6 separate regions of the Homo sapiens genome follow, and all the other regions are linked to region 4. Evidence: chromatin loops called from intact Hi-C (ENCODE). Cell type or tissue: HCT116. All regions are shown on one strand.

Region 1 (5,000 bases), 290 kb after region 4:
GCTGGACCCAAAAGCTGAGCACTGTAAGAAGGCAGGCAGCTGTCTGCAGCTGGTGCTACAGCCCCGAGGCCCCAGAAATCTCTAGAACCACAGGGATGCCGAATGGTACTCTGCCAAGAGTTTTATAAAACTCACTTCCCCACCACATCATGTGAACATCTGCACAGCACAGGTTCCAAAGGAAATTGAAAAAGAAATAAATCGTGCATTAGCAAGCGTATCTGAGACCTCGTCTCTGACCTTGGAAGAGTGTGAGGAGATGCCTCAGACGCCGGCTCCTGCTGCCACCTCCTCCCACTCCCCGTCCTCAAAACAGAGCCCCAGACCCGGCCCAGAGTTGGGGTCCCCTGAGGATTCAGTCTTCCACATTCATTTCCTGGCCCTCAAGGCCTGAAGCTCCATCCTTCCGCTACCCCCTTGGGTTACAGGAGAGTCCCCAACAGGCGCTGTGCGTGAATAGTGATGGCAGAGCGGACATGCATTCTGTCAGATCCACAGCCACTCCAGAGACAGCCTTGGTGGAGACGGGAGAGGAGGAAGGGGAAGAAAGTGGGCAGAGGGGCCGGGTGTGGTGGCTCACGCCTGTAATCCCAGCACTTTGGGAGGCCAAGGCGGGCGGATCACAAGATCAAGGGATCGAGACCATCCTGGCCAACATGGTGAAACCCCGTCTCTACTACAAATACAAAAATTAGCTGGACACGGTGGTGCACACCTGTAGTCCCAGCTACTCGAGAGGCTGAGGCAGGAGAATTGCTTGAACCCAGGAGGCGGAGGTTGCAGTGAGCCAAGATCGTACCACTGTACCACCTGGCGACAGAGCAAGACTCCGTCTCAAAGAAAAAAAAAAATTGTGCAGAGGTAGCGAGCCCCACTGATGACTCCCACTCTGGGGGCCAGGGACTCCAGTCATGATCTCAACCAGGCCCCCCCAGTGCAACCTGCACGTTACCGTGTCAGACACAGCAGCTTCCCCTGCGGGTCACTCACTCGCTCATTCATTCAACAACACTGAGAGTGCCTGGCCAGGTGCTGGCTGAGCACACCGGAGGACACGGACCCCATCCCTGCCCTCAGGGCACTCAGCTGGAACAAGGCATCAGAAAAGTGTACGATTCTGTGCACTTTGGATAGTATGAAAAAGCGAAGTGGTAAACACTTGGGGCCATGAGGGCTCTGAGGAGGCCCCTAATCTGGCCTCACTGGGTCTGAGGAGGTTCCCAGGGAAAGTGACCTGTAAGTTGAGACCTGAAAGATCAGGAGCGGGTGGGTGGGGACAAAGTCCAGGCTAAGGGAACAGCCTGTGTGAAGGCAGGAGGCTAGAGGATGTGGTGTTTAAGAAGCTCAGGCTCAGGCCAGGCATGGTGGCTCACGCCTGTAATCCCGGCCCTTTGGGAGGCCAAGGCAGGCAGATCACGAGGTCAGGAGATCAAGACCATCCTGGCTAACACGGTGAAACTCTGTCTCTACTAAAAATACAAAAAATTAGCCAGGCGAGGTGGTGGGCGCCTGTAGTCCCAGCTACACGGGAGGCTGAGGCCGGAGAACGGCATGAACCCAGGAGGCAGAGCTTGTAGTGAGTCGAGATCGCGCCACTGCACTGCAGCCTGGGTGACAGAGCAAGACTCTGTCTCAAAACCAAACAAAACAAAACAAAAAAGAAGCTCAGACTCAGGAAGGTTCAAGGCAGAGGTGAGCGGGGAGCCCGCGGGCACCTGGGCTCAGGCAGGGCCGAGAGCTGCGGTGAGGGGAGGGGCTCATGCAACACAGCCACATCGTCTGAGGTGCTGCCCGAGACCATTCCAGATGCTATGTGTGCAATGGACTGGCGGAGGGTGAAGGTGGGGTGGGGGATCTGGCCATGGTGGGGGCCTGAGCCTGCAGGGATACGGCTATACTGAGCACTGGAATGGGAGGGGGATCGCAGGACCGTGCTGTCTGGGGCATGGGGTGAGGGACATGGGAGGGCGAAGCTCCCCCGCCTGGCCACACGTAGAACGGCAGAGGCTGGCAGTACCTGGATTTCCGACCTGGCAGGGGTGCGTGGGGGCCCTGTACACTGAGCTAGGAAACAGCAGATGACAGGCCCCGCAAGCCACCTCCACAGTGGCCCCTCTTCCCCCACCGTGCGAGTTGCCATCATTTCTCACCTGAAAGCTGCAACTGCCTCCCGCTTCCACTGGCGCACCCCGAGTAACACCTGACACGCAGAAGCAGGGGATTCCCTTTCAAGACGTAAGGCTGGTCAGACCTTCCCGAGCTTCTCATCCCCTTAGAAATGAAATCCAGACTCTTTACCTGGGTCTGCAGACCTGCATGTACACACCCACTCCACTGACCCAGCCCCATCTCCCACCCCTCACTCTGCTCTGACCACTCACAGACGCGCCTGCCACAGGGCCTTTGCGCTTGCCCACCCTCCGCCTGAAACATGCTTTCCTCCCCTAACCACGTGGTCGATCCCCACATCCTCTGGCTCCCTCTGGCTCCCCACATGAAAGAGCAAGGGGCATAGCCCGCCCCTTCCTCCCTGCTTTCCTTGTCTTCAGAGCTTGTCACCGTCTGACTTACCGCACACTGGGTGGGTGATTGGTCTCCATCTCCCTCACTGGCGTGCTGTCTCCCCGAGGGCCTGGACTCCATCTGCTTTGCACTTCACGGTCTCCCAGCACCTGCAGCAGTGCATACAGGAGGGCTCAGTGACTGCATGCTGGAGCAACCGCCTCCCAGCCCCAGCCCCAGCCCCAGGCCATGGCCACCTCCTGGGGCTCTGTTTCCCGTGCTTGGAACAGTACCCCACCCTCACCTGCTCTTTCCTTCCCAAGAACAGGTCGAGGTCTCTTGCCCTCCTTCCTGCCTCCCCGCTTCCCAGAGCTAATCATACCCTCCTCCGTGTGATCTTGGAATCCTTAAGCACATGCATTCTTGACTCCAAGACCAGACACCAGGCCTCCTCCATTCCAGCACAACCACAGTTAATAGCCACTGTCCACCACCATGTGCCCAGACCTCTGCTGGCAGTGACCAAGGATGCAGAAGCAGAAGATGCACACCCACGAGGGCTGGCAGTCTCCCTGGAGAGGGCACACTAACATGGGGACAACATCCTAGCACAGCATGAGATGCGTGTCAGTGAGCGTAGCTAGGTGGCACCAACTCCCTAAGGCTCAGAGTGAGACATGGGGGTGGGGGGAGGGGATGGAGGGAAGATGGGATGGGAGGTGCCAGTTTTGCCACCCACAGACTTAACCTGAGTCCCAGAGCACATAACTGGTCAACAGCAGAGCTGGGCCTGGCTGGGTCCATCGGGCTCCAAGCCAGCGGTTTCTGAACTCAGAATGGCCCCCATTGGCCGACCTCTTTGGACAGAAGCAACTAACTCCCACCTCTCCACGAAATCCCAAGCTCCTAAGCAACTTCCAGAGGCTACAGCACAATAGTGAGCAGACACACAACTCACAACGTGGGCCCCGCACATGACAGCGACGTGGGCGAGATGCAGCCCCAGCCGCCAGTTCACAGGAGCGAGGGCTGCCAGCCTCCACATGCCCGGGGCACCTCCTCCTAACCCTGGTCCAGAGCTCAGGGTCCCTCTCCCTAAAGCCCACCTGAGACCCAGAATAGCCTTCTGCCTGGGTAGCTGCTTCCCCTGGTGGCTGCGAGTGCTCATCAACACTTATTATAAGAACATTATAGGAAAATTTAAACAGAAAAATAGAATAGAAAGAAAAACTGCTCTTACTCCCAACCTGCCCCCTAAGGCACCTTTTCATTTCTCCACGTGGGACACCTTCCTCTCTATCCATATGTACACATTTTTATGACAACGTAAGCACAGTATACCCATAACTTTACGTTCTGCTATTTTATCATTTTCCTGTAAACAGCTTTCCCTGTGTTTAAATGTGATCTGTGTATTTCTCATCTAGAGTGACTGGTTAGCACTCCATTAATAACCGGCTCTCTGAGCAGGCACCCTGCTGGCTCAGCCACCACCAATGCCATCCACTACTTTCCCATCAGGTCCACTACGGAGCTCTCAGGAACATGGTCAGGCCTTACTCAGAGCTCATCAAGCATTTTCTGTAAAGATAGAAAATACAGACCACAGCAGCTATTCCAGTCTCTTATCCATGGTGAAGGCAGCCACAGACCATACGTAAACAAACAAGTGTGGCTGCGCCCCAACGAAGCTATTTATGGGCCCTGAAATTTGAATTTCATAGAATCTTCATGCAACACGAAATGTTCTTTTGATTTTTTTTTCTTTTCTTTTTTAGAGACAGAGTCTTGCTCTGTCGCCCAGGCTGGAGTGCAGTGGTGCAATCTCGGCTCACTGCAACCTCCGCCTCCCGGATTCACGCCACTTTCCTGCCTCAGCCTCCCAAGTAGCTGGGACTACAGGTGCCCGCCACCACGCCCAGCTAATTTCTGTATTTTTAGTAGAGAGGGGCTTTCTCTGTGTTAGCCAGGATGGTCTCGATCTCCTGACCTCTTGATCCACCCGCCTCAGCCTCCCAAAGTGCTGGGATTACAGGCATGAGACACCACGCCCAGCCATTCTTTTGATTTTTAAAACATATTCCTAGCTCCTGGTATGTATAAAACCAGGCGGTGAACCAGATCCCACCCACGGGCTATTTCCTGACCCCTGCTCCGTTAACATTGGAGGATCCAGGGGTGGAGGAAGGAAAGTCCTAGAAAGGAGTGGAGGAGGAGGGTGGGAACTGAGGAAGCAAAGGAAGGCCCAACAGACCACTCTCTGTGTTCCAGAAAGTTCTAGGACTTGCTTCCAATTCCCAAGGGGCCTGGGACAGTCCAGCTCTCTGAAACGCCCCAAACAGAGCAAAACCGAAGGCTGGGACCATAGAGATGGCTCAGCACCTCATTTCCTGATGGAGGGGAAGGGTCACCAAGAGAGATGAGAAAGAACAGACCCCAAATCCACTAACTGTCCCCTCATCCGCCCCCAGCAATGTGGTGATTCCAGCCTTTGACAC
Region 2 (5,000 bases), 660 kb after region 4:
GGCACAGGGTAGAAACCTCACCTCCTTCTCTGAAGCCATGAACTCATTCCTCACTTTGGAGATGGGAGGCTGCAAAGAAACACGATTTGAAAGCAAATTGCAAATCCATCTTGTTAATGTCTTCAGCATATTGTAGCCATTATACAGACAGGCAAACAAAAACCACGCAAGCTGAATAAAACCGTCTGTGGCCAAATGCGGCTCGCGAGTCCCTAGCACGCAGACTCTGGGCTTCATGAGCTTCTCCGGCTTCTCCTCCTGACTCCAGGGCTCTGCCAGCTGGAGCCAATGCCTCTTCCTGCCTCAGCTTCCCCGGCTCTCTAGCATCCTGCTCAGGCCACACACGCCTCCTCACCAGCCTGCCTTTGAGAGCAACTGTGGCCTGGAGGGAGGCGTGGCCTTGGGGCCACAGGTTTAAGTTCTGCACCAGCTGCAGCTTACTAGAACGGGGCTTTGGGCTCCAGCAGGTACCCATAGGGGTGGCTTCCTGGCCCAGCAATTCCCTCTCCTAGCCATCACAGGCAGAGGCAGGCTGGGTCTGGATTTCCCTTTCCAGTGAGTTTGGGATCCAGGTTCATGGAGCCTGGGACTTGCATGGAGCCTCCACCAGGCAGGTGCCCTGAGAGAAGGGCAGGAACTTCTTGCTTCACTGATCCACCCAGAGCCTCCGTGTTTCCTGCTTCCTGTGAGTGGTCGCTCAGCACTTTGATCCTGTGAGCTGGGACAGTATCTTTTCATACATTTTCTGGGTTTTTTGTGGGTTTTTTTTTTTTGCTAAAGCTGATGTCTGTTTCTCGCTACTCTAACAACACTTAACACATATAATAATAGTCGGATACATACTTGTATCAATTTCCTATTGCTGCTGTCACAGTTACCACAAATTTCATGGTTTTAAGCCACTAATTTGTTATTTTGCAAGACACATTTACTATCTTATAGTTCTGGAGGTCAGAAGTCCGCAGCAGGTCTCCCCGGGCAACAACTGGGGCACCAGCAGGCCATCTTCCTTCCGGAGACTCTGCGGGGAGGCTGGTTCCTTGCCTTTTCCCACTTCTGAGGTTGCCCCGGTCCTTGGCTCATGGCCCTCCCTCCATCTTCAAAGCCGTTTCTTATAGCCATCGTCAACCCCCACCACCCCACCCCATGCCACTCCCTGAATCCAGGCAGATTCTGTAGTTGCTCTGGCCAGTGAGAGGCAGCCAAGAGAAGGCGGGTGGTGGCCGGGCCGGGCCTCGGGAGGCCAGCAGCTTCCACTACCTCCTCTCGTGCTCTCTGGGAGCCCTGATCCACTCCAGGAGGAGGCCAGTCGTCTTGCACTGTCAGGGACATCATTTTCAAACAAACAATAGATGTGTATCAGGGCTCGTGCCCAGACTTTTTTACTATGTGTGCTATAGTGTGGCCCCTCTGGGGGAGACTGGAAGGGAAAGGAGGTTGGTAGTGAGGGGATTGGCAGAGGGTGAGCTAATGAACTCTGTCCTCCTCATAAAAATGAGCCTGCTATGGCTTCTGAGCAGCAGGGAGCTAATGGCTGTGGCTGGGCAGAAGGTCGCTTAGGAGGGTGGGCTGCGTGGACAGGAAGGGAGTGAGGCCGACAGCAGCAGGGAAGCCAGGCAGGGGCTTCAGCGGGTGCTGTCTGGGATTTGGAGACATCTGTAGGGAGGAGGCTGGGAACAGCAGTGCTTGTTCCCGAGGGTCTGTGATTCTGATATTCTGTGATGCTAAACACCGTGTCTCCATAGTGCTCTGATCTGGTGATTTGCAGAACCTCTCGCCCAGCAATTCTCAAATCCTCTGATTCATGCAGTGCTGACCCAGCCCATTTGGTTCCTGCCAACCCCTGGCCGGCCCACGACTTCCCCAAGAAGCTGAGGAAAGGCTCCATTTTTATTTATTTTCTTTTTCTATTCAGTCAGGCAGGTGTTAGGGGGAGCCCTACCTTCCACCCAGGATGCCCAGATCGGGAGGATCCAGGTCAGGAAGGTCTGGAGGTAGGTTGGAGTAACTGGGAGTGTTTGCCCGTGTGGGTGACCGTGTGTGTCCATGTGTGACTGTGTGTGTCCATGTGTGCTTGCATGGGCCCATGTGTGCCCCGAGTGTGCCCAAGTGGGCCTGTGTATGCCCATGTTGTGCCCACATGAGCTCGTGTGCCCCGAATGTGCCCATGTGTGCCTTTGTATGCCTGTGTGTGTGCCCACGTGAGCCTGTGTGTGCCTGCATGTGCCCATGTGTGCCCATGTGTGCCCATGTGTGCCCGCATGTGCCTGTGCACCCATGGGCTGAGTGAACTGCCGACTCCTGCCGAGGTGGAGAGGAGAGCTCCACCTTGAGGAGAGGAGCTGGCAGTGCTGCCTGGCCTGGGACTGTCAGCCACTTCTTCAGCCTCATGCCCTGGAATGGCTTGCCTGAGACTGTGGTCTCACATTAGGACCCTCTAGAGACTGAGCACGTGGAGTGGAAACTTGGAGTGCCTTTCCTTAAGCCACAAGCCATATGCCATAGTTACCCACTGAGTGTCATCATCTCCACAGTTGACAAAAGGCATGAGGGACATGGGAGACAAGCAGGGTGGCCTTGGATTAGTAAGACAGGGAGCGGTGGGTGAGGGAGAGGTAATGCCAGGGAGCAGGGCCACTAAGGACAGAGCTGAGGGCACGGACAGGGCCAAAGGCAAGGCCAAGGACAGGGCCAAGGGCAGAGCCAAGGACAAGGACAAGGACATAGTCAAGGGCAGGGCCAAGACAGGGACAGAGCCAAGGGCAGGGACAGGACCAAAGGCAAAGCCAAGGACAGGGCCAAGGGCAGAGTCAAGGACAAGACCAAGGGCAGGGTGCATTTAAAAGGGGAGGAAACATTCAGCAGAAGCTGGGGCCTTTTGAAGGTAAATTGTAAAGGGACTCAGGTAGACCTGGCTTAATTCTGCCCCATACCTGACTCTGGGTTACCTCTGCCAGTCCTCACCCTCTGTAGGGCTCCATGTCCCCACTTAGAAGTGAGAAGCCTGAATCAGGGGACTTCTGAAGGCCCTGCTGACTCTCCTGATCCCTGGTCCCCCGAGGTGGGGTCTCCTCCTCCGCCACCCTCTCAGCACCAGCTCCCGGGGGGACGCCCTGCCATGCCAGGGCATTGTGAGGTCCAGACAGGAAACAGGCAGAGCCTTCGCCCTGTGCCTGGGATACTTGCTGCCAGCTGCTGGGGCTCTTTCCAGGCCTTGGGTGACCCTCTCTGCCCTGCCAGCCTCCTTGCAAGGGGAGGCTACTTCTGAGATGGTCCTAGGAGAGGAGGAGGTAGCGTGGGAGGGGTGCCATGCCCACCTCCACTCAGAGCCCTCTTCTGGCTGCTCCTTGGCCCACCTTGGGGGGTTGGCGAGCTCTTCTGAGAAGGAGATACTGTGGGTGACAACCATGGCCGTTGTTGGTTATGAGAGGTGGGGGTATGATGCAGCATCCATCCATCTGTCTATCCATCCATCCATCCATCCATCCATCCATCCATCCACCCACCCACCCATCCATCCACCCATCCATCCATCCACCCACCCACCCATCCATCCACCCATTCATCCATCCATCCATGCATTCAGCATTTATTAAGTACCTATGGTGTCTATAGAGAGCATAGCACCCTCCGTGGATGAGTCTACACCCTTATCCTGCCTGTTATTCTTCTTTGAGTCGTCGTTCATCTGTCCACTGTGTCCCCCATTAGAATATTCACTTATACAGGCTTTGTCTTTTTTGATAAATGCCTAAAGTCAGGCCTGGCGCTTTTTTTATGACTAACACGTAAGTGTACATTTTTAAGCCTGGCATTTAATAGATGCTCAAATGTATTTCTTCCATGTACAAATTTAACCCTCCTCCCCTCAGTACTCCTGGGAATTAAACTCAATTATAGATAAGGAACCAGGCTCGGAGAGGCAAAGTGCTTGCTCACGTTTCACAGCCACAGTGTGGTGGCAGGAGAAGCCAGGTTTCCAGATCTGGGCCTCACCCTTTCCACCACTCCACACTTCATGGCCAGGGCAGGGGGGGCAGAGTCACCTCTGGCTGGCTGTGAGGTGGGCTTCCTGGAGCAGGGGCCGTGGACAGGTGGTTGAAGGGTGCTGCTCCCCAGCTGGGAAGGAGTGGGGAGGACAGCCAGGCTGAGGGGACATCTCTAGCCAAGGCTGGGGGGCAGGATGGTGTATCTGGCCTCCAGGAGGGAGGAGGGAGGCAGTGCAAGATCCAACCAAGCCCTGCCAGCCTTCCCCGGAGCCACGAGCAGTCCTCAGTCCCTGCCGTTATGCACTGAGTCTGACTTGTCCCTGTGAAAGTAACCAACAGCAAGACCTGTCCCCAAACACCTTGGGCTTAAAATGCTTTATCCCAGGCTGCTGTGCCCAGGAGCACCTCTACTGTGCAACGGGGAGCCCCTCCAACCCCCTGCAGGCCCAGAGGAAGGGCTGGTTCAGCCAGGCCTGGGGGTCGGCAGGTCTGGGCTCCCCGCTTGCTCTATCCCAACCTGCTGTGTAGGCTGAACTTTCCCCTTCTCTCCCTGGAGCTCAGAGTCCCCATGGATCATCAGCATGGCTTCTGCAGCCCTTCGTTGCCGTGGAACTCTAGTGGCCTCACCCAAAGCTGACACCCCTGTGGCATTTCATGGCATCCGAGGCGTTTTTCACATTTGACACTGGCCCTCTGACCATCCCAATGGCTCCATGAAAGGGGCTGGCTGAGGTTAGAGATCTCCCTACCTCAGGTGAGGAAACGGAGGTTTGAGGGAGACAAAGTCATTGCCCCACGTGTCTGGGTTGGTCCATGGCAGGTCCTTGTCTGGAACTCTCACTTGTCCCATGGCAGTGAGGACTCATCCCACAGTGGAGAGCAGGCAGAATGGCGACACGTTCCGTTTCCTGAGACCCCGACCAGGACCCACCTCTGAGGTCCTGTTGTGCCCCCTCCCCGAGGGACTCATCCTGGCCAAGGAAGAGAAAGGAAAAAGGACACCCCCAAAAT
Region 3 (5,000 bases), 360 kb after region 4:
GCAGTCACAGTGAGTGCCTGGCGGGACAGCACCTCCACAGAAGGACGTCAAGGTGATGGGTAACTTAATGGACTTGCAGCAAAACAAAGTCACTGTCCTGAAGACGGTGACTATCTGCCTGCGTTCAAGTCTGTAGCAAAGAACACAAATTTAAATGGCAATGAGTGATATTTCAATTGATCCAGGGGACAAGAAGAAAGGATGGTGCGGACCCCCAAAAAGCTCATAACCGTGTTGGGAAGGGGTGCGTAAATGCACGTTTGCAAGTTCCCGTGGAAGCATGTTGTAAAGGCATGCTCCAGTGCGTCTGCACACGTGGAGGCGTGGGAATCCCACCCGAGGCAGAAGTCTTCCAGTGGATCTGGTGTCTGAGTTGGTTCTAAAGGATCACTAATGTGTTCCAGCGGTTGACAAAGGGTGGAGCTTTCCATAAAGAGGAAACAATGTGTAGAAAACTCCAGAGGTCCAGAAGCGATTTTTTTTTTTTTTTGAGATGGAGTCTCACTCTATCTTGCCCAGGCTGGAGTGCAGTGGCGCATTCTCGGCTCACTGCAGCCTCCGCCTCCCGGGTTCCAGCAATTCTCCTGTCTCAGCCTCCTGAGTAGCTGGGACTACAGGCATGTGCCACCATGCCCAGGTAATTTTTGTATTTTTAGTAGAGACGGGGTTTCGCCATGTTGGCCAGGCTGGTCTCAAACTTCTGACCTCAAGTGATCCATCCGCCTCAGCCTCCCAAAGTGCTGGGATTATAGGCATGAGCGACCGCACCTGGCCCAGAAGTGCTTTTGAACAGCCTGGAGTTTATGTGCCATTCAGCCAGGTGATGTCGGAGAGCAGAAACCAATGAGACGGGTTTGGGTCACATTTTCACAGGATTCCAAGCTAAGAGGTTGAACTGTCCTGTAGGCAGTGGGGAGCTAGGCGAAGTTTTCTGTGTTTCATTATTTTTAAATGTTTATTTTAAAAATTAGAAGAGGTAATACACAGGCACATGAGGGGACATTGAAAACATGCATTGCAAAGAAAATTTCCCTTCCTCCCAACTCTTTCCCCAGCTCCCCTCTCCAGAGACAAGCAGCTTCTCAGTTTCTTGTGTGTCTTCCCAGCCTGTGTAATAGAAGGATCCACAGTGGCGGGGGAGGTTGTACTGGGGGAGACTGCATGGGGGCAGGAGCCCAGGTAAGGGAGGAATCCAGGTGAGAGGTGGAGGAGGAGGTGAGGTGAGCCACTGAGTTTGACAAGCAAGGGAAAGTGAGTTTCTAGAAAGACTCCAAGATTCCCTGCTTGTGTAGTTGAGAAGATTCAGAATGCTATTAACAGGATGGGCCTAGTTTTGTACAAGTTGAGTTTTGAGTCCTAGGTGGATAATTTCCGTGGGCTGTCCGAAATTCCTGTCAACTGCGAAAAGTGGTTGGAGCTGGAGCTGTCATTTCGTGGACATCAGCATTTGGATAGTGGCTGATGCCATACCAGAGTACAGTTGCTGAGGGAGAGCGTGTGGATGGGTGGGGAAGGATGCCAAGCCTGGAACATGAACATCAAAAACTGAAGGAAGAATTGTCCTCTCTGGAGTTCTATAAAAAGAGTAGGATTAAAAGATGTTAGAAGCCCAGTGCCTCGACCCGGGGGAGGAGCGGGCAGCCTCAGAGGCTCTCTCCCTTCATGGTCCCTGGCTGCTGGCTGCTGTAGGTGATTAGAAGCCTGGTTGCATCACGGTCAGGGGTACAGCCTCACATTTCCTGCCCTGCTGAGAGGCTGTGGTGGCTGCTGCTGAGTACTGGGCACGGCAGGGTGTAGAAATGCCGTGGAAAGGAGGATGTCGGCTCATGCACTCTTCGAGAGATGCTGACCAAGAGCTCTTAACCTTGGAGCTTTGAGTCCCATAGGGCTGGGGCAGACCCTAACTAGACTCTGGGAAGGAGGGTCAGAGCAGTGGTTTGTGCACAACACAGGCCCTTCTGCCCCTAAATGCCGTGAGCCCATTACCCAGCAGGGAAAGCAGCCCCCTGCCCAAGGCCACCCATTCCGATTCCCACCAAGCTCTGTTTCTTGATAGTATATGGCCAGACAGCTGTCATTTCTTTCTATTGCTGAAATCCGAGATGACTTGAGCTTAAGGGACCTCACAGATGGTTCAGTCCCACCTTCTTATTTACATCGGAGGACTTTGGGGCCCAGCAAGGAGTGGGAGGGTGCCTGTTTGCAGGTCAGGCCAACCGCAATCCACACCCTGTTAGCACGGACAAGTCTCTCAGACCCTGAGTCCAGTGACAGCCTCTCTGGGTCTCCCTTGCCTTTTTCCCTGTGGCTTTGGAAACACCTCCTTCAAGGCAAGGCCTTCCCAGTGGAGACGGGCCCTGGACTGGCAGCCCACAGCCGGGGGGGGGGGGGGGGCGGTTCCCAGAGCCCCTTGTCACGTCCTTGTCATGTTAGCCATGCAAGACAGGTCTCATCGCAGAGCCCACCTGCACCGCTGCCCCCCAGAGCCCATCTGCACCACTCCCACACAGCCAGCCTGCACCGCCCCCCCATGCAGAGCCCACCTGCACTGCTCCCACACATCTGCTCTGCTCCCACACATCTGCTCTGCTCCCACACATCTGCACTGCTCCCACACATCTGCTCTGCTCCCACACATCTGCACTGCTCCCCCGCGCAGACCCCACCTGCGCCATCCCCCCCTACGCAGAGCCCACCCGCACCACTCTCCGACTCACAGCCTGCCTGCACCGCTCCCCCACCGCTCCTCCACCTGCACTGCTCAGCTTCTGCTGCCTGCAAAGCCCTACAGTGGAGCTTCCCCAGGGCACTGGGATCTTGGCCTCTGTGTGGGGAGAACAGTGCCCTCTGGTGGTGAGCAACAGAACGAGACTAGCAAAATTGTGAAAGCTGGGTCAGGTCCAGGAGAGCCGTTGTAGGAGTTTCTCTACTGTACATGTTCAAGTTTCCTTAAGAAAACCGAAAAGCCAAACAAACCAAACCTGGGCTTCAAAGAAGGATAATTCTGAAAGAGGAAGGGGGAAGTGTATCCATACTATGGAATAAAAGGAATGGAATTGTTCTGCCAATTACACATATAACTGGTGTATGTACATACATACATATTAAGCTGCTAAAAATTAAGAGTTAATGGAAGAACTCTTTCAGGAGAAGAAATCCACTGTATATTTTATTTTGGGTAAATATGCAGTGGATTTTCTAAAAAGTAACCTTTGGGCCGGGCACGGGCACGGTGGCTCACGCCTATAATCCCAGCACTTTGGGAGGCCGAGGCAGGCGGATCACCTGAGGTCAGGAGTTCGAGACCAACCTGGCCAACATGGTGAAACCCCAGCTCTACTAAAAATACAAAAATTAGCCAGGTGTGGTGGCGGATGCCTGTAATCCCAGCTACTCAGGAGGCTGAGGCAGGGGAATCACTTGAACCCAGGAGCAGAGGTTGCAGTGAGCTGAGATCCCACCATTGCACTCCAGCCTGGGCGACAAGAGCGAAACTCTGTCTCAAAAAAAAAAAAAGTAACCTTTGAAACTTTAATTTTCACGAAAACTTTAGTTTTAAGAGTCAAAAACTTTAAGAGATGATCTTATTCGCTTCATTCTCATATGTTTTCTGCTTCTTGTTTAGCTGTGGTTTGGTCTTTCCAAAGCCCCCCTAGAATCTCAAGGGATGACACACACCCCTCGCACGCACACAAACATACACATACAAACAGGGCGCACACACACACTGGTCCTGAACTCAGCTCAGTTCCCAGGGCCCCAGCCCAGGTGCTGCCGGTTCCCCACGTCCGTCCAGGTGTCTCAGTGATCTGCAGGTGGAGGCAGCCCCCTGGAGGAGCCCCTGTCTGCAGGAGGCTGGAGCCACCATCTGGGGCTGCTGTGTCTTTGCTTTTCATACCAGCTCCTCCTGGCTGCTTCAGCAAGCTTGTGTGTTCTGGGAGTCTCATGCTTTTTCCATCTGAGAAAGTAAGTTCAAGGCTTAAACAAATTGGCCAGATAAAGGGCCACGCAATAAAATCTCAGGCACAGAGAAAAACACAGGTGAAAACAACAGAAACAGCAAGGCTGAGCCATTGGGGAAATTGCTTCCTCCTGCGTCCGCTCTGGGGGGCCGTTCACGCACTGGATGGCATTCCATCCTTAAGGCTGCCCTGAAGCTGCAGTGTCTTCATGTTAGTGAGCAGTGCAAAGTCAGGTCCCTACGCCAGGCATTCCAAGCCCCCTGCCGCAAGGGTCCCGCTGCCCTTTCAGAAGGGCAGCAGCAGGCAGCTCAGTGTCCACCCTGACAGGCCCTGGGCTTGGCTGGATGTCCTGCCTTAGCTTTAAGAGGTTCTCAGAGCCGGGCACGGTGGCTCACGCCTGTAATCCCCGCACTTTGGGAGGCCGAGGCCGGTGGACGGCCTGAGGTCAAAAGTTCGAGACTAGCGTGGCCAACATAGTGAAACCCCGTATCTACTAAAAATACAAAAAATTAGTTGGGCGTGGTGGCGGGCACCTGTAATCCCAGCTACTCGGGAGGCTGAGGCAGGAGAATCGCTTGAACCTGGGAGGCAGAGGTTGCAGTGAGCCGAATCACGCCACTGCACTCCAGCCTGGATGACAGAGCGAGACTCCGTCTCAAAACAAAACAAACAAACAAACAAAAAGGGTTCTCAGGCTGGGCGTGGTGGCTCACCATGCCTGTAATCCCAGCACTTTTTAGGAGGCCGAGGTGGGGGGATCGCTTGAGCTCAGGAGTACAAGACCAGCCTGGGCAACATAGGGAGACTTCGTCTCTACAAAAAGTACAAGAATTAGCCTTGTGTGGTGGCATGTGCCTGTAGTTTCAGTTACTCAGGAGGCTGAGATGGGACCGTTGCTTGAGCCCAGGAGTTGAGGCTGCAGCGAGCTATGATCAGGCCACCGCACTCCAGCCTGGGCAACAGAACAAGACCCTGTCTCGAATAAATAAATAAATATGCCAGGCGCAGTGGCTCACACCTGTAATCCCAGCACTTTGG
Region 4 (5,000 bases):
GGCTGGAATGCAGTGGCACCATCTCAGCTCACTGTAACCTCTGTCTCCCGGGTTCAAACGATTCTTCTGCCTCAGCCCCCTGAGTAGCTAGGACTACAGGTGCATGCCACCACACCGGGCTAATTTTTGTATTTGTAGTAGAGACGGTTTCACCATGTTGGCCAGGCTGGCCTTGAACTCCTGGTCTCAAGTGATCCACCCGTCTCTGCCTCCCAAAGTGCAGGGATTATAAGCATGAGCCACCACGCCCAGCCAACAGTAAACTTTTTGAACATGAAGACATTTGTCAACCAAAGGAAACACACAGTAAAACTATGAGAATCTATTTCTCACCTATCAGATTGGCAAAGACAAGAGTTCCCCAGCTCGCGGGGTGAGCAGGTGTGCTCAAGCACTGGGCGGAAAAGTAAATTAGAGCAACAGTCTCTTTGGAGGGAACTTGATAATATCAATAATCCACATTATCTTTGACCCAGCAGTTCTAAGAATTTCTCTGATGATACTCTTCTAAAATTATTCATTGTGGCATCATTTGTAAACAATCTCTTGTACACAAGCAGGTACTGATGAAATTGTCAATGGAACGGGATATACAGTGGTTAAGGAATGAAGCAGATTCATCAGTACTGATAAGGAACAAGCTCCAAGCTAGATTCAGTGAGGATAGCAAAGCAAGGGGCACGTGTAGTATGCTACTGTGTGTGTAAAAAGCAAAATCAAACCCCAACAAACTGTGTGTGTACATACATACTTGCATATGCATGGCATATTTCTGGAAGAGCTTGTAAGAAACGGGTAACAGAGGTTGCCTCTAGGCAGAAGAACCAGAGGCCTGGGCCGAGAGTGGGGACTGGCTCCACACTGCGCTTTTGATATTGGAATGTATTACTGACTTTACGAGGATTGTAAAATAGGTTTCCCGCGTGAAGACATAAACTCAGAGATGAACTCAAGTCACGCAGATAGTGAGGCAGCATTCAAGCCAGGTCAGAGGACCCCAGCATTCATTCGGTGTTTCCCTACCCTGGGAACATGCTGTTAAGCAGCTGGAGGGTGGCTTGGGCAGTGGACTGGCTCAGGGGGACATGGTAGAGTTGCTCACGACCTGGTCCTCACCTTTGCAGGGTCCAGGAGGGCTGGCTCATGCCAACCCAGCTCATGAGGCCGACGAAGGCAGCAGACCCATCAGAAGCCAAAGATGGGAACATTCCTGGCACATCAGCAGGTGGTCAACCCCTCCCTCCCCGACAGTGTCAGGGCCAGGCACTGCCCCTCACAGATAGCCTGCAGCAACCAAGGGCAGGCCAGAAGCCGGTGGGCAGAGCAAGCCACGTGTGCCCCCTGCGGCCCTCTTGAGCCCTGGCTGATGCCCACTTTGCACTTTCTCGTGGGTAGGGCCTGCCCCTTCCCGGGCCTCACTCGGCTTGTCTTGTGAAGTCATGTGCTCGTCACACCCCAGCAGTGACCTCTGCTACTGGGACCACACATCTCTTCGCAGGTTCCCTCCTTACTAGATTTTCCTAAGTGACTCGAAGTGGCTGGCTAGCCCCTTCCGCTTAGGGGGTTTTCTGGCTGTCACCCTGTACCCTCTTTGACATGGGCCCTCCCCCATGCTGGATCTGGGGGTTTGCTTTGCACCATCTCTGGGCCCGGCTGGAAAACTGCCCCTGAAGGCAAGAGTCGACCCATTTCAAATCGGGCTCTGTCCCCACCAGGGATTCCCGAGAAGCCTCAGTGCCTGGGGGTGAGGGGGGCAAGTGGGGGGCTCTGCCTTCTCCGCCTCACCCAATCTCACCCATCGGGTTTCAAGGTAGGACGTCATGTGAAGCAAAGGCTTTGCAGAGTTCTCCCAGTTCTTGTTTTTTACAGATGGGATGAAGCCCAGAGAGGCCAAGTGACTCGTCCAAGGCGAGTCTGTAAGTTAGAAGGAGGGCCTGGGTGTCCTCAGGGCCCTGCCTCGCCAGCCAGCTTCTGCTCCTGGGCTCTTGCTGAACAATGACCATGACTAGAATGCGGCATCCTTCTCTCACCAAGGGCAACGTGTTCCCGGCCCCTGCTCTCTGCCAATCCTATTCCCTGCCAGGGTGGCAGAGGCAGCCCCGAGCACCCATGGCTCCGGAATACCACAGACGGTGGCACCTGGCCCTGCATTCCTGCTGTGGCTTCAGCTTCGGCTGGAGCTGGACAGACGAAGCTGGACCCAGGCCCCACACCTCACTAGGCACTAGCCAGACCCAGGCCCTATGCCTCACTAGGCACAGGGGTCCCCACGGCCGCCTCCTTCTGAGTGGGGGTTGAGCTGGTGCCCCCCACCCACGGCAGGGCAGCTACAAGGGAGGATTGGTGAAGGCCCGAATGCAGGGCACAGAGTGGAAGCGCCTCCGGAATTCTTGCTGCTGTTGGGAGTTCGGAGAATTTTATCCACATGCAGCACTGACTCCAGGCTGGAGAGGGCTGTGACCAGGCGTGCTCTGCCACTGGCCAGGGGTTACCTAGGTGGAGCTCAGTCAGGTGACTTGTGGAGCTCAGGCCCGTGAGCTTGTGAGCTGGGGAGCGGGGGTCTCCAGGCTGGGCCAGCTCGGGGGTGGCTCCGCAGGGGAGGAGACCTGGTGCCCTGCTGGGCGAGGGTCAGTCTGGGCCTGGGTGGTTCCGCCAGGAGGGTCATGCACCTGGCCCTGGGGGTGCCTGTCAGAAGGCCTGGCCCTTCCAGCTTCTCACCCGCCCCAGGGCTGTGCAGGCCCCACTCCCTGGCTTCTCAAGGAGGGTTGCCAGACTTAGCACAAAGATAAGATACTGCACGGGACATATGTCAGCTGCAAAATTGCTTCTCGTTGATCTGAAATTCAAGTGTAACTGGGTGCCCTGTATTGTATCTGGCATTCCTATCTGGCAATAAGGCCTCTGGTCCTGGGTACCGGGAGCCTGGCCTCAGCTTTTGTGTGCCGTTTGGCCCACCACAAGTCAGGGGCTCCTCTGGGCCTCAGCATCCTCCTCTGTCATCAAATGCCGCCCAGGACAGAAAGCTTTTCTCGAAAGCAGGCCCAGCTGGAACCCGCACACCCAAGCCCTGGATGGCCCTCCTAGCTATGGACACCAGGGGGCAGCAGCACCCCGCGGTGGCAGCGCGGTCGGGGCCAGGAAAAGGCAGTCAAATCACTCGACCACTGGGCAAACACTGATAGCTCCACTATCGCAGGGGGCCCTTGACAGCCACAGGGCTGTGAGACTGGAGCGTGGCCTCGATCCAGAGCTCCCGACTCAGCCACTCCAGGGTCCCGGGGGCTTTGAGGAAGGGGCACCAGGCAGCCCAGTCCCCGACCAGACCACTCCCCTGACCCCCAAAACACTTCCTGAGGCCCCCCAGGTGAAGCCCCCAGCCCAGCCCCTGCACCCCTGCCCCATGTTGTAGAACCAGCCCTGTGTACAGCTGGTGGGGCCCTGCAGCCTTGGTCCTGCCTGTCCCCCTGCCCGTCCCCGAAGTGGCCCCAATCCCCTCTGAGGTGTTCCCAATCCTCCCCTGTGCCCACCAGCGACTGGTGACCCCACCCGGCCTCCCCTGACCACCCCCCATGATAGGCTGAGTGGGCGGAGGGCAGATCTCCCCCCGCCACCCCTCCTGTGGGGCTGGTGCCTGGCACCTGTCCCTGAGCCAGAGGCAGAGCCCACCTGAGGCTGCCTGTGCCGCCCTCCCCATCCCCCACACACTACCACACATGCAAACACACCACACACATCCACAGCGCACACTAAGACCACATGCCCCAGCCTCACACACACCCCACAAGACACCCGCACACATGGCTCCCATGCTCTGCCATCCCTGCCAGGGTGCCTGACCCTAACCCTGGGGCCCCCACCTTCGGAGGTCCCCAGGAACCTGGAGGTCAGGTCCTGCCCCTGAGGACCCTTGCCATTCCCCTCAAGGCCCTGCAGCCCCTCCCTCTGCCCCTGGTTCCCTGACCACATGGTTTACAGATGAAGACACAGCGCTTGTCCAGTGCCAGGCGGCTCATTCGAGGTGGAGCTGGGACTTGGCCTGGGTCTCAGTGTGTGTCCAGGGCATAAGCTCATGCGGTTCCAGCTGCGTGAAGACAGAGCAGAGCCACCTGCTGACCCTCCCTTCATTCATTCATCCCCACTCATTCCTGAGCAGCCTCGCAGGGCTTCAGGGTGGAGACGACCAGAGTAATTTGATGAGGTCACCGAAGGCGACCTCTGGAGGAGGGGACATGGAGGCCTAGGACAGGCCTGGTGCAGGGAAGCTCAGTGTGGAGGGAGGCCACTGTGGGCCCAGGTGGGCCAGGAAGGGGAGCAGGGTGCCCAGAGCCCAGGCCCAGCCTCTCAGGCCACGGAGACAGGCACCCCACCTGGCCCTCCTGGAATGAGCTGTCAGGGCTGCCACTCAACAGCCTCATGTGGCACTCCAGAAGCCACCCACCTGTGGACTCGGGTCCACCACAGCACACGCAATGCCACACACACACACACACACACACACACAGTACAGTACACACCACCACACACATTCACAGCACACGCAATGCCACTCACACACAGCACACACCACCACACACATCCACAGCATACACAGTTACACCATGCCCCACACACCATGACACACACAGACACACATGCATCCACAACACACACATGTACACATAGTTACACCATGCCCCACACACCACCACACACGCAAACATACCACACACATCCACAGCACACACACAGTCACACCATCCCTCACACACCACTACACACGCAAATACACCACACACATCCACATCACACAAAGTCACACCATGCCCCACACACCACCACACACGCAAACATACCACACACATACACATCGCACACACGGTCACACCATGCCCACACACCACCACACATGCAAACACACCACACACCTCGACATCACACACAAAGTCACACCATCCCCACACCATTCCCACACACCCAAACACACCACACACATCCACAGCACACACTAAGACCACATGCCC
Region 5 (5,000 bases), 620 kb after region 4:
TCTGGGCCTCTTCCTGCCTCTGATTTTCATCAATGAGAATGGGAGAATATTAACTTCTCTCACAGGATACAGAGTATGTTAAGGAGTCGTAATTCATCAATGTTGTATTGGTTTTTCTCTTTCTTTCTTTCTTTCTTTTTTTTTTTATCCTTTGTTGGTGCTTTGCTGTCTGTGTGGAGGACACAGAGAGTCATAAACCACGATCTCCTCTCTTCCAGAGTTCCTTCTTGGCGTTAGAGTCATCGGCCGGCTGTGTTGTAGCCAATGTGCTGAGCTTTGCGGCTCCTGGAGCTAGCTCCCTTCCTCTCCGCTGCCTCCATGCGTGGAGGTCACTTGCTGGAACGCAGATGTGTGCAATGCCCAGAGATCCAAGTAAAATATCTCAACCGGTTCTTGTGGTTGTGGAAACACCTTTGGCTCCCAGATGGTTGACACTGACAAACAGAAGTCCCTGCTCCGTCTGACATCACGTGGCTCAGCTGCCTTCTCAAAAAGTGAGCTTCCTGTGTGGATAAGGCAGCCCCATAGCCAGCCTGGCAACAGACAGCTTCATGAGAAGGGAAAAGATGAAGACGGATTCCCGGGCGAGGCCGACAGTGAGGCCGACAGTGGATCCGCCATTCCTGCCTGAGCCTCTTCCACAGCTGTCCTTTTTAGAGGTCACCAGACCTTCCTCACACAGACCTCATGGTGCCCGCACCTGGACTCATTAGAAGGTTCTGTTGCCTTAGCTTAGTAAATTTTCATGGAGAGCTTTAAGTTTTTCTTTTTGCATGTTATCCTCATGGTTGTACTCTCCAGGGGGCTTGTTCCTTCGGTAATTATCTTTAATGACGGTATTTCCATATTGACGCGAGGTGGGTGGGGTGTTGAAGAGAGAGGGAGACTCGAGACGGTGCATTGACTCTGGATTACATTAGAGGGGTTAGATGGATGAGTGTTAGTTACATCCCAATCAGAACATTTGCACCACTAGGTTTCACCAAATGCCAATCATACTGGACTGAGCTCCTCTGCTCCTCTCCCTGAAACATTAACAAAAAGTCATTAACAAAAAGCCTTCCTGTTCTGAAGGCAAATATCTATCTATCTATCTCATCAGTCTTAGGGCTGGAAGAGATGCAGCTCTGGGCTGGCTCTGATGCGGACTTGTCACAAAGGCTTGGGTAAGTGACTTCATCTTGCTAGGGAGAAATGGTCCCTTGTCCCACGTTCAAATGGTCGCCACCTTCCAGCTATAGTAGGATCTAGGGTGGGGGCAGAGCTGAAGGCTAACCCTGGGCCAATGGGTCAACATGATGTCATGTGCATTAAGCAGGAGATTGTCCTTGGGGACCTGAGAAGACGCCTAGGGTCAAAGGAAGCTGATTTTTCTGGTTATTAGAATGGTCCCATTTCTCTGATTTCAGGGACTTCAGAAGACTTCTAGATTTGGTCTCCCCAAAGCCTGAAATGTCACTAGGGGTCACCCCCTTGACTAAGAGTTTGCTTGCTGAGGGCTCCTGTTAAAATGCTCAGCGTCACCAAGCAGGGCTGTTTGCATGCACAACGCCTGCTCATAGACGCACATTCACCTGCAAGCTTCCCTGGCTGTCTCTTAGCAGAGCCTGGACGGAATGGGATTAGGGAGGCCAATTCTGAAAGACTGAGCCTGAGGCCGGGGGACAGGACATTGGGAGGACATGTCCTTGTATGGCCTGCTAGGGAGGGTGTGGCAGACAGTGAGGACAATGGGCGGGCACGCCAGGGCAGCAGACGGTGGCCAGCTGCTCTTGGAACCGTCCCTCTCCAGCCCACCTCTTTGTACCATGCTTCAGTGCAGGACACTCTCACCTCGAATATTGCAGCAGCCCCTTCCCTGGTCTCCCGTAGCGCCTACCCCGCACTGAGGCGTCCCTGGGGAAGGGAGAGGCCAGGCGGCTGGAGTCTGCTTCCTATGGGGGCTGCCCCTGGTCTCCGGCCTTCTCCCTTCTCCTCTCCAGTCCTGCCCTCATAGGTAGCGAGAGGGGTCGAGGGCCTTTAAGAAGCTTCCCGAGATCTTCTGAATCCTCAGCAATCTCCTGCCCTGGCATTCAAGGCCTGCCTGTCTAGGATCCTGTCTCTGCAGCTCTGCCCACGTGACCGTATCCTTGGAAGAAAAAAAAAATGGGGATGCACAAAGTGACCAGCACAGGGTATTCGTGATGACCGGGGAACAGAGATTGAGAAAGCAAGAGCCTTCCTGGCAAATCTGGGTTCAGACGCGGCAGAGGTGGGTACTGTGCCTCCAACACGTTTTCACAGCTCAGTTCTCACGGAGTCCCCATCACTGGGCTGACTGAGCCCCTCATCCTGAAAGGCCAGGGGGCCTTCTTTAGCGAGGCCGTCTCGCTCTCCGGTGTCCCCCTCCGCCCTTGCTGGTTCATCCAGAGGGGCCAGGGCGCTTAGCCCTAAGTGAGGGGTTGACGGCGCCACCTGGTGGCACCGCGCCTCCATCGCGCTGAACGCTGCTGATTCCAAAGCTTCGGGGCTCAGGGTCTCTGATGGGAAGACCTCACTCTTTCAGCCTGTGTGTCCTGGCTTCCCAGGCCATGGCAGTGCTGGGGCACTTAAAGTACCTTTGGGCCTCCACACAGACTTCTAACTCAGGGTGGACAGAGGAGAGAGCATTCTGGAACCTGCTGGGCTGTCCCAACCCCATCCCCTGGGAGTTTCAGCACAGGATGCACTGGGACTGGCCAGGCCTTTGGAGGAAGGGCGTGCCCGGGGGTGAGACCACAGCCCCCACTCGCCACGGCACCCAGGGGTTCCCAGGGAGCCTGGGCAGCCTGTTGGCCAGAGCTTGGGATGGAGGCGTCCCTGGGGAAGGGAGAAGCCAGGCAGCTGGAGTCTTTGCTTCCAGGAGAACCACTGGCAGCCTTCCTGTGGGTGCTGTCCTGGGATCGGGACTGGGCCTGGGTAGCATGCGTCCTGCCAGAGAGGAGATGTGGGCAGAGTTTGGCCAGGCCACTCAGGCATCCCTTTCCTGTGGGCGGGTGGGCTTCCCTTCCTGAGCCCCAGACGTGCGAGATCATTGCCAGGACTTTCTGCCAGCAGCCATGGCAGTGATAGGACACTGAAAGCACCTTTGGGCCCCCACCAGGATGGTGGACAGGGGTCCTTGCCACCCCCTCCTCCCCCACGCTCCCCCCACAGCACTGTCTGTTCCCTGGACGCTGTGCTGAACCTCTGCTCCAGTGCTCGTCTTGGCTCCAGCCTCATAGAATCGCCTTCCCTTTCTTCCCAACCAGCTTCTTCAGCTCGTCTTGGCTCCAGCCTCATAGAATCGCATTCCCTTTCTTCCCAACCAGCTTCTTCAGCTTCTTCTTTCTTCTTCTTCTTCTTCCTCTTCCTCCTCGTCTTCCTCCTCTTCCTCTTCTTCTTCTTCCTTTTTCTGAGATGGAGTTTCACTCTTGTCGCCCAGGCTGGAGTGCAATGGTGCCATCTGGGCTCACCGCAACCTCTGCCTCCCGGGTTCAAGTGATTCTCCTGCCTCAGTCTCCTGAGTAGTTGGAATTACAAGTGCCCGCCACCACGCCCAGCTAGTTTTTGTATTTTTAGTAGAGACGGGGTTTCACCATGTTGGCCAGGCTGGTCTCGAACTCCTGACCTCAAGTGATCCGCCCACCTCTGTGTCCCAAAGTGCTGGGATTACAGGCATGAGCCACCGTGCCTGGCCTTCCATCTAGCTTTGATTCACCTCAACAAACGTTTTCCAATTCCCATGCCCTGGGCCTGGGCGACCTGAATCCGTTCCAGCCCTGTGAGCTTATGGTGATGCTGGAGAAGTCAGGCGGGTAAACAGATCCTATCAGTGAAACTGCCCTTCCCTGAGTCAGCCTAAGCCCCACTTCCTCTAGGAAACCGTCCCTGCCCCACTGTGCACAGTTGGTTTGTTTGAGAGCAGGGAGACGCCCAGCTCCAGTGGGGGCTCAACAATGCTGCCCTAGCCAGGGAGCAGACACCTCACTGCTGCCATGTGTGGAAAGTCAGGGGCAGGGGACTTCTCTGGGGTCTGGTCTGGGCCCCTATGTGTGGCCCCTCGCTAATTTCAGGCCCAAGTGGCTGGGGCAGGCACAGGGCCCTGAGAGTCTGGGGGCAGCTTCTCCGAGCTCTCAGGCTGTGAGGGCCTGAGCGGCCAGCCCTTCTCCAGGGCAGCACTGGGAAGGGTTCACAGGCTTGCCAGGTTAAGGCCCGCCACCTGCGATAATGGCCCGGATTTGGATTCTGCTACTACAAGCATAAACATGTGACAGGAGGAGGCCAACAGCGGCTAACAGAGCAGTGGCGCCCGGAGCATCTGCCGGGAACCAGCAGGACACACAGGAGGGGGACACCGGGGCTCCCGGGGGGAACTGGCCCGGCCGCCGGGGCAGGATAACAGGACTGAAACGGGTCTGCCGGTTCTCTCTGGCCAGCTGCAGGACTTCCCACCCTTTTCCCAGTCAGGGAGTGTGTGATACTGCGCCACTGCCACAGAGCACAGACTGGGGTGGCTGAGACTCCGCCATTTACTCCCTCACAGTTTGGGAGCCAGGAGGTCCAAAATCAAGACAGGGGCAGGGCCAGGCCCTCTGATATTCTGGGCAGAATCCTGCCTGCCTTTCCAGCCGCTGGCCTGGCCGGGAGCCCCCGGTGTCCTGGCCTGCAGCGGCAGTGCCTCGGCCTCTGCCTGTCCCCACGAGGCGTCTCCCTGTGTGTCACTGTCCTCATGTACCATTGTCTTCCTCTTATAAGGACAGTTGTATTGGATGACAGTCCGTCCTAATGGCCTCATCTGAACTTGATTACTCTGCAAAGATTCAGTTTCCAAATAGGTTCACCTTCACAAGTACTGGGGTCAGGACAAAAACATCTCTTTTTGGGGGGCACAATTCAACCCTGAACGGGGGAGAAACTGAGCTTTGGTGAGATGAGGGGCAGAGCCTGGCACTACGAGTTCCAAGCTTGACGTTTCTTTCCAGTCCTGAGTTTTAGCTTAA
Region 6 (5,000 bases), 160 kb after region 4:
TGCCATTATGATAAGCATAACTAATATAAACAGATTGGGGAAACTTCACTGACTGACAAGCGGACAGACCCAGGCAGCAGTAGCAGCCCAAGTACGTGGGCACATGGGGAGAAGGCTGCAGCCGGGGTGGAAGCTCAGGAAGGCTTGTCGGGGGCTGCAGGTCGCTGGCTAGATCTGATGGGGCCTGATGTACCCTTTGGTGGCCCCAGAGTCACTGCACCGGCACCAACTGTGTATTTCTTCTGTGAGCCTCAGAGCTGTATAAAGTACGTGTGTTTAGGCCAAGAAGAATTTAATTCACACCAGGTGCAGTGGCTCATGCCTATAATCACAGCACTTAGGGAGGCCGAGGTGGGTGGATCACCTGAGGTCAGGAGTTGGAGACCAGCCTGCCCAACATGGTGAAACCTCATCTGTACTAAAAACACAAAAATTAGCCGGGCGTGGTGGCGTGCTCCTGTAGTCTCAGCTACTCAGGAGGCTGAGGCAGAAGAATGGCTTGATCCCGGGAGGTGGAGGTTGCAGTAAGCCGAGATCGTGCCACTGCACTCCAGCCTGGGCAACAGAGTGAGATTCCATCTCAAAAAAAAAAAAAAGAATTTAATTCACTTCAGCAAGTGTTTCCTGAACACCTGCAGAGCCAGGCACCAAAGGCGTTCAGACAAATTCTTCTCCAGGCCAGTCCCAGTGCAGGGAGGGAAACAAGGGAAAGAACCTTTCAGCCTGGCGCTCACTGGGCTGGAGGAGGCCCGGAGGCACGGGAGCGCAGGGGAGAGTCTCAGTCCCCTTGGGTGCGTAACAAAGTCCCACAGACTGGTGACTGAAACCACGGACATTTACCTTCTCATAGTCGTGGAGGCTGAAAGTCCAGGATTGAGGTGTCGGCAGGGCTGGTGTATTCTGAGGTCGTCCTTTGGCTAGGAGGTGGCTGTACTGTGGCTGTGTCCTCACGTGGTCTTTCTGCTGTGTGTATCTGTGCCCTAATCTCTTCTTAAAGGACATGAGTCCTGTTGGACTGGGGCCCATCCAAATGACCTCATTTTACTTCCATGACCTTTTAAAAGGTTCTATCTCCAAGTATAGTCACATTTTGAGGTACTGGGGGCTTCAAGACGGGGGCACAATTCCACCTGTAGCAGGGAGGAACAGGCATCCACTTACCCGGGAGATCCTAGTGGGCTTCCGGGAGCAACCACGCAGAACCCTGTAGGATAAATGGAGTTTTTCTGACCAGGCAGGGGTAGGGTGGGGAGACGAGCTCTGTGGGAGCTGCAGTGGGGCAGGAGGGACCACCACCATTCAGCATATGGAGGGTGGGGCAGGCAGGGGAGCCCTCCTTGTTCCAGAAGCAGACCTTGGGTCCCCTCCACGCGGCCCACCTTCTCCCTCCCAGAGCCTCCCTCAGGTCCCACCTCTGCAAAGAGAGCCAACGCCATGCACCAAGCCACGGGACACTTGTCACTGGTGACTCAAAAGGGAGGGCTTGTGTGTCATTTGGCCTTGAGCATGGAAAGTTAGATCAGCTGGAAAGAGTAAAAGGAAGTTGGGAATTGTTTTTAAACCAGCCGCAAGTGCAGGAGTGATAAAGGGATGGGGAGGCCACTAGGCCTTTTGGAAAATATTAATCGCCCAGAGTCTGAAGGAAAAAGCGAAAAGCAAGGCCTGGCGAGCCCCTCCACTGTCTGAGCGCACAACTGAGGGGAGAGGTGCGTGTGTGTGTTTGCGTGTGTGCATGTGAGTGTGGGTATCTGTGTGCATGTGAGTGCGTGCACATGTGTGTACATGTGTGTGTCTGTGTGCATGTGTGCATGTGTGCATGGGTCTGGGTGCGCATGTGTGTGTATGTGCACGCGTGTACGTGTGTACGTGTGTGGGCATGTGTGCACATGTGTGTGCTCACGCATGTGTGCATGTGTCCGTGTGTGCATGTGTGTGCACATGTGTACATGTGTGCTCACACGTGTGTGCTTGTGTGTGCGTTGTCTGTGTGTGTTGTGGGGGGCTGCCTTCCTGGAGCCCATCAGCCCAGCACAGCTCTGGCCCGTTTGACAATGTCCCCTGAACCACTGAAAAGGACCATTTTTTTTTTTTGGAGATAGGGTCTTACTGTCACCCGGGCTGTAGTGCAGTGGTGTGATCTTGACTCACTGCAACCTCCACTTCCCAGGCCCAAGCGATCCTCCCACCTCAGCCTCCCTGGTATCTGGGACCACAGGTCTGCACCACCATGCCTGGCTAGTTTTTTATATTTTTGGTGGAGACAGGGTTTCGCCATGTTGCCCAGGCTGGTCTTGAACTCCTGAGCTCAAGCAATCCTCCTGCTTCGGCCTCCCAAAGTACTGAGATTACAGGCATGAGCCACTGCACCTGGCCTGAAAAGGACCTTTGACATCAGGGTCATCACAGCCTCATGCCAGCTTTGCTGCAAGTGCTGGACTCCGATTTGTGGGAAGATGAAGGCAGGTTACCCTGGGACTCTCTCCTGCCTCACCTGGACTTCCAGACGCACGGGGAGTGTGTGCCTTCGCAGCTTGGCATAGTGAACCTGTGAACAGCCAGCCTCTGAGAACAATGACCTCATCTTTATGAAATTTTAGTTGTGGAATGTTTCATAATTTGCACAACACTTGTGTGTGATCTGTAAACGAACACTGTGTACCTGCTGGGGTGCAAGAAACCTCCTTCCTGGCAGGGAGCATGATCAGATCGCTTTGGGCCCACTGGCTGCAGGACATGGTCCTCCACGGCGCAGGGCTGGCACTGAGGGCTCTGCGGGAACTTCCCAACCTCTAAGCCCAGGAAGCACCTCCCTTCTGCCCTCGCCCACGGGGTCTCTGGAGCAAGCCTGCCCCCTGGGGCAGGAGCTGAGAAACTGGCTGGAGGCCTTTCGCTCTGCCCATTTCCTGAGGTTAAGGAGGAGTCCTTCCAGTGTAAATGGAGGTAGGGCCCATGTGTGCACGTTTGCACACACGCAGACACCCACCCAGCCTGAAATGTTGGGTTTGCAAGATCCAGATTGGGGTGTCTTGGGCAGGACTGGCCATATAAGTCTCCTGTGCTGGTCTGAGGAAGGGGGTTGGCACACACAGGGCCCCTGAAGCCCTGGCTGATACCCTCCGCCTGTCTGCCAGGCGAAGCCAGGCTGCTCTCATGGGCTCAGTCCCTGGGCACCTTCCTGATGGAGATGCCCTTAGCAGCCTGGGTGAGGCCCCAGGGGAAAGGCTTCAGATCCTGGAGCAGAGTCCAACCCCCTCATGTCACAGCTTAGCACACTGAGGCCTGGAAAGAAAGGACACGCCCAAAGTCACCTGGCTGGTCAGCTGCAGAGCCAGGCATCAGGTGGCAAGCCCTGCACTCCTTCCGCCGAGTCTCCAGGCTTGCCCTGGTGCCCCTGTCCCTGCGTTTCCAGACCTGGGCACTCAGGACACTGTGAGTCCAGAGGGGTGGCCTGGCAAGGGTGAACCCAGCCAAAGCCGGAGCCACAGGAGGGAAGACCCTTCTCCCAGCTGGGACTCACAGCCCTGGCCTGGCTCTGCCTGGCTGGAAACAGTTACAAGGCTGGGACCAGCCAAGAACACCCCGGGCCTCCTCTCTGTCCTCACTGCCTCCCACCTTTCAAAGTCAGAAAGCCTTTCCCACCTGGCTTATGCCAGGGCTTGGGGTAAAGGCACAGCTGGCAAGCAGCCTGGAGGGGAGAATGAAGCAGCGGAGGTGGGGAGGGAGGAGAGGAGGAGAGAGCACTCCCTGCCTGCCGCTTACGCAGAGATTCCGTCATCATTAGGCTTCTTTTGGTGACACACTCCTGATACCCAGGGACTCGGAAGATCCCATGGAGGGGATGAAGAGTTATTATTTGCACAGAGCATGCAGCTCAGAAGCATAGCTCCCCTCTCTCCCGACACTCTGCCTCATCTTTGATCCTCTCGGTGGCTCTGAAGTGGGTCCTATTATCATTCTCCCTGGGCAGAGGAGAAGACGGAGGTTCAGAGAGACTCAGTGATTTGCCCACAGCCACTGGGCCCTGGTGGGGCAGAGGCTGCCTCCAACCCTCAGATCCGATCTGAGTTCAGAGTCGTTGAGGGCATCCTCATGTGGCTTCACAGCTCTCAGGCCGCGGTGGGGCTGGCTCGGACAGGAAGCACTACATTGCATTCCCAAATGTTTTGGTCTCAGGACCCCTTTCAGTTTTCAAAAGTATTGAGGACCCCAAACATGTTTTACACATAAGGGCTATATCTACAGATTTTCTGTGTTTAAAACTAAAACTGCCAGGTGCAGTGGCTCATGCCTATAATCCCAGCACTTTGGGAGGCTGAGGCAGGTGGATCATCTGAGGTCAGTGGTTCGAGACCAGCCTGACCAGATAGGGTGAAATCCTATCTCTACTAATAATACAAAAATTACCCAGGCATGGTGGCGGGCACCTGTAATCTCAGCTACCCGGGAGGCTGAGGCAGGAGAATCACTTGAACCCGGGAGGTGGAGGCTGCAGTGAGCTGAGATTGAGCCATTGCATTCCAGCCTGGGTGACAAGAGCAAAACACCGCCTCCAAAAAAAACAAACAAAAGACAAAAAGAACACCTAAAACTGAAAAACTCTAGAAATATTTTAACTCGCTTAAAAATAATAATGTCTGTTACATGTTAACATAATAATTTTTGATTAAAAAACGAATATTTTGCAAAGCAGAAAAGATGTTTAGAGAGAAGCGTGGCATGATTTTACATTTGTGCAAGTTTCTTGAATGTCTGGCTTCATAGAGGATTTACATACCCACTTCTGCATTTAATCGATTGCAGTAGTGCACAGATCTGGCAAACTCCACTGCACATGTGTGAGACAATGAGAATAAAAAAGCAAATAATATTTTAGTATTGTTATGGAAATAGTTTTGACCTACAGACTTCCCGAAAGGGTTTCAGGGATTCCCAGGGGTGCCCCTGAGCCACACTTTGAGAATCACTGCACTGCAGTCTCTGAGTGTGGTCTGCGTCATTCA

Evidence for each region. Peaks named below come from ENCODE experiments on the same cell type or tissue, not always from the same donor. Only the 100,000 strongest peaks of a DNase experiment are listed, where the experiment ranks them.
Region 1: it touches region 4 in a loop (5-fold over the local background); 27 of 110 quality-filtered maps call a loop at or near these places.
Region 2: a loop joins it to region 4, with 6 times the contacts of the local background. A loop is called at or near these places in 2 of 110 quality-filtered maps.
Region 3: a loop joins it to region 4, with 14 times the contacts of the local background. A loop is called at or near these places in 85 of 110 quality-filtered maps.
Region 5: it touches region 4 in a loop (5-fold over the local background); 31 of 110 quality-filtered maps call a loop at or near these places.
Region 6: a loop joins it to region 4, with 12 times the contacts of the local background. A loop is called at or near these places in 21 of 110 quality-filtered maps.

Annotation. Positions count from the first base shown.
Region 1 is chr2:10,139,526-10,144,525 of GRCh38, reverse strand. It overlaps a transcript of RRM2 not described here. Among named protein-coding and RNA genes, the nearest start is that of RRM2, 19 kb to the right of the region's middle. RefSeq lists an enhancer at 1,196-1,857 and a silencer at 1,882-1,931. In HCT116, a CTCF peak has its summit at 1,973; no DNase peak of the experiment used is centred here.
Region 2 is chr2:9,775,435-9,780,434 of GRCh38, reverse strand. It overlaps LOC100996549 (a long non-coding RNA gene), which reads left to right and starts at 443. Exons shown (of 3, transcript XR_241267.4): 1 at 443-1,994. RefSeq lists silencers at 486-535, 566-705, 2,278-2,407. In HCT116, a CTCF peak has its summit at 2,333 (motif pointing left); a DNase peak (open chromatin) is centred at 2,334.
Region 3 is chr2:10,070,604-10,075,603 of GRCh38, reverse strand. The region is part of intron 1 of CYS1 (cystin 1); the gene reads left to right. Among named protein-coding and RNA genes, the nearest start is that of CYS1, 7.3 kb to the left of the region's middle. RefSeq lists an enhancer at 3,813-4,314. In HCT116, a CTCF peak has its summit at 2,855 (motif pointing left); a DNase peak (open chromatin) is centred at 2,823.
Region 4 is chr2:10,433,217-10,438,216 of GRCh38, reverse strand. No RefSeq gene overlaps it. Among named protein-coding and RNA genes, the nearest start is that of SNORA80B, 11 kb to the left of the region's middle. RefSeq lists enhancers at 2,974-3,023, 3,668-4,632, 4,633-5,000. In HCT116, a CTCF peak has its summit at 3,093 (motif pointing right); a DNase peak (open chromatin) is centred at 3,116; H3K4me3 peaks cover 288 bases; H3K27ac peaks cover 795 bases.
Region 5 is chr2:9,811,471-9,816,470 of GRCh38, reverse strand. It overlaps LOC105373421 (a long non-coding RNA gene), which reads left to right and starts at 1,754. Exons shown (of 3, transcript XR_007086206.1): 1 at 1,754-2,251. In HCT116, a CTCF peak has its summit at 2,453 (motif pointing left); a DNase peak (open chromatin) is centred at 2,430; H3K4me3 peaks cover 692 bases.
Region 6 is chr2:10,268,559-10,273,558 of GRCh38, reverse strand. LOC124907731 (a long non-coding RNA gene) reads right to left here and starts at 1,158. Exons shown (of 2, transcript XR_007086209.1): 1 at 841-1,158; 2 at 1-257. RefSeq lists an enhancer at 1,384-1,884. In HCT116, a CTCF peak has its summit at 2,838; a DNase peak (open chromatin) is centred at 2,838.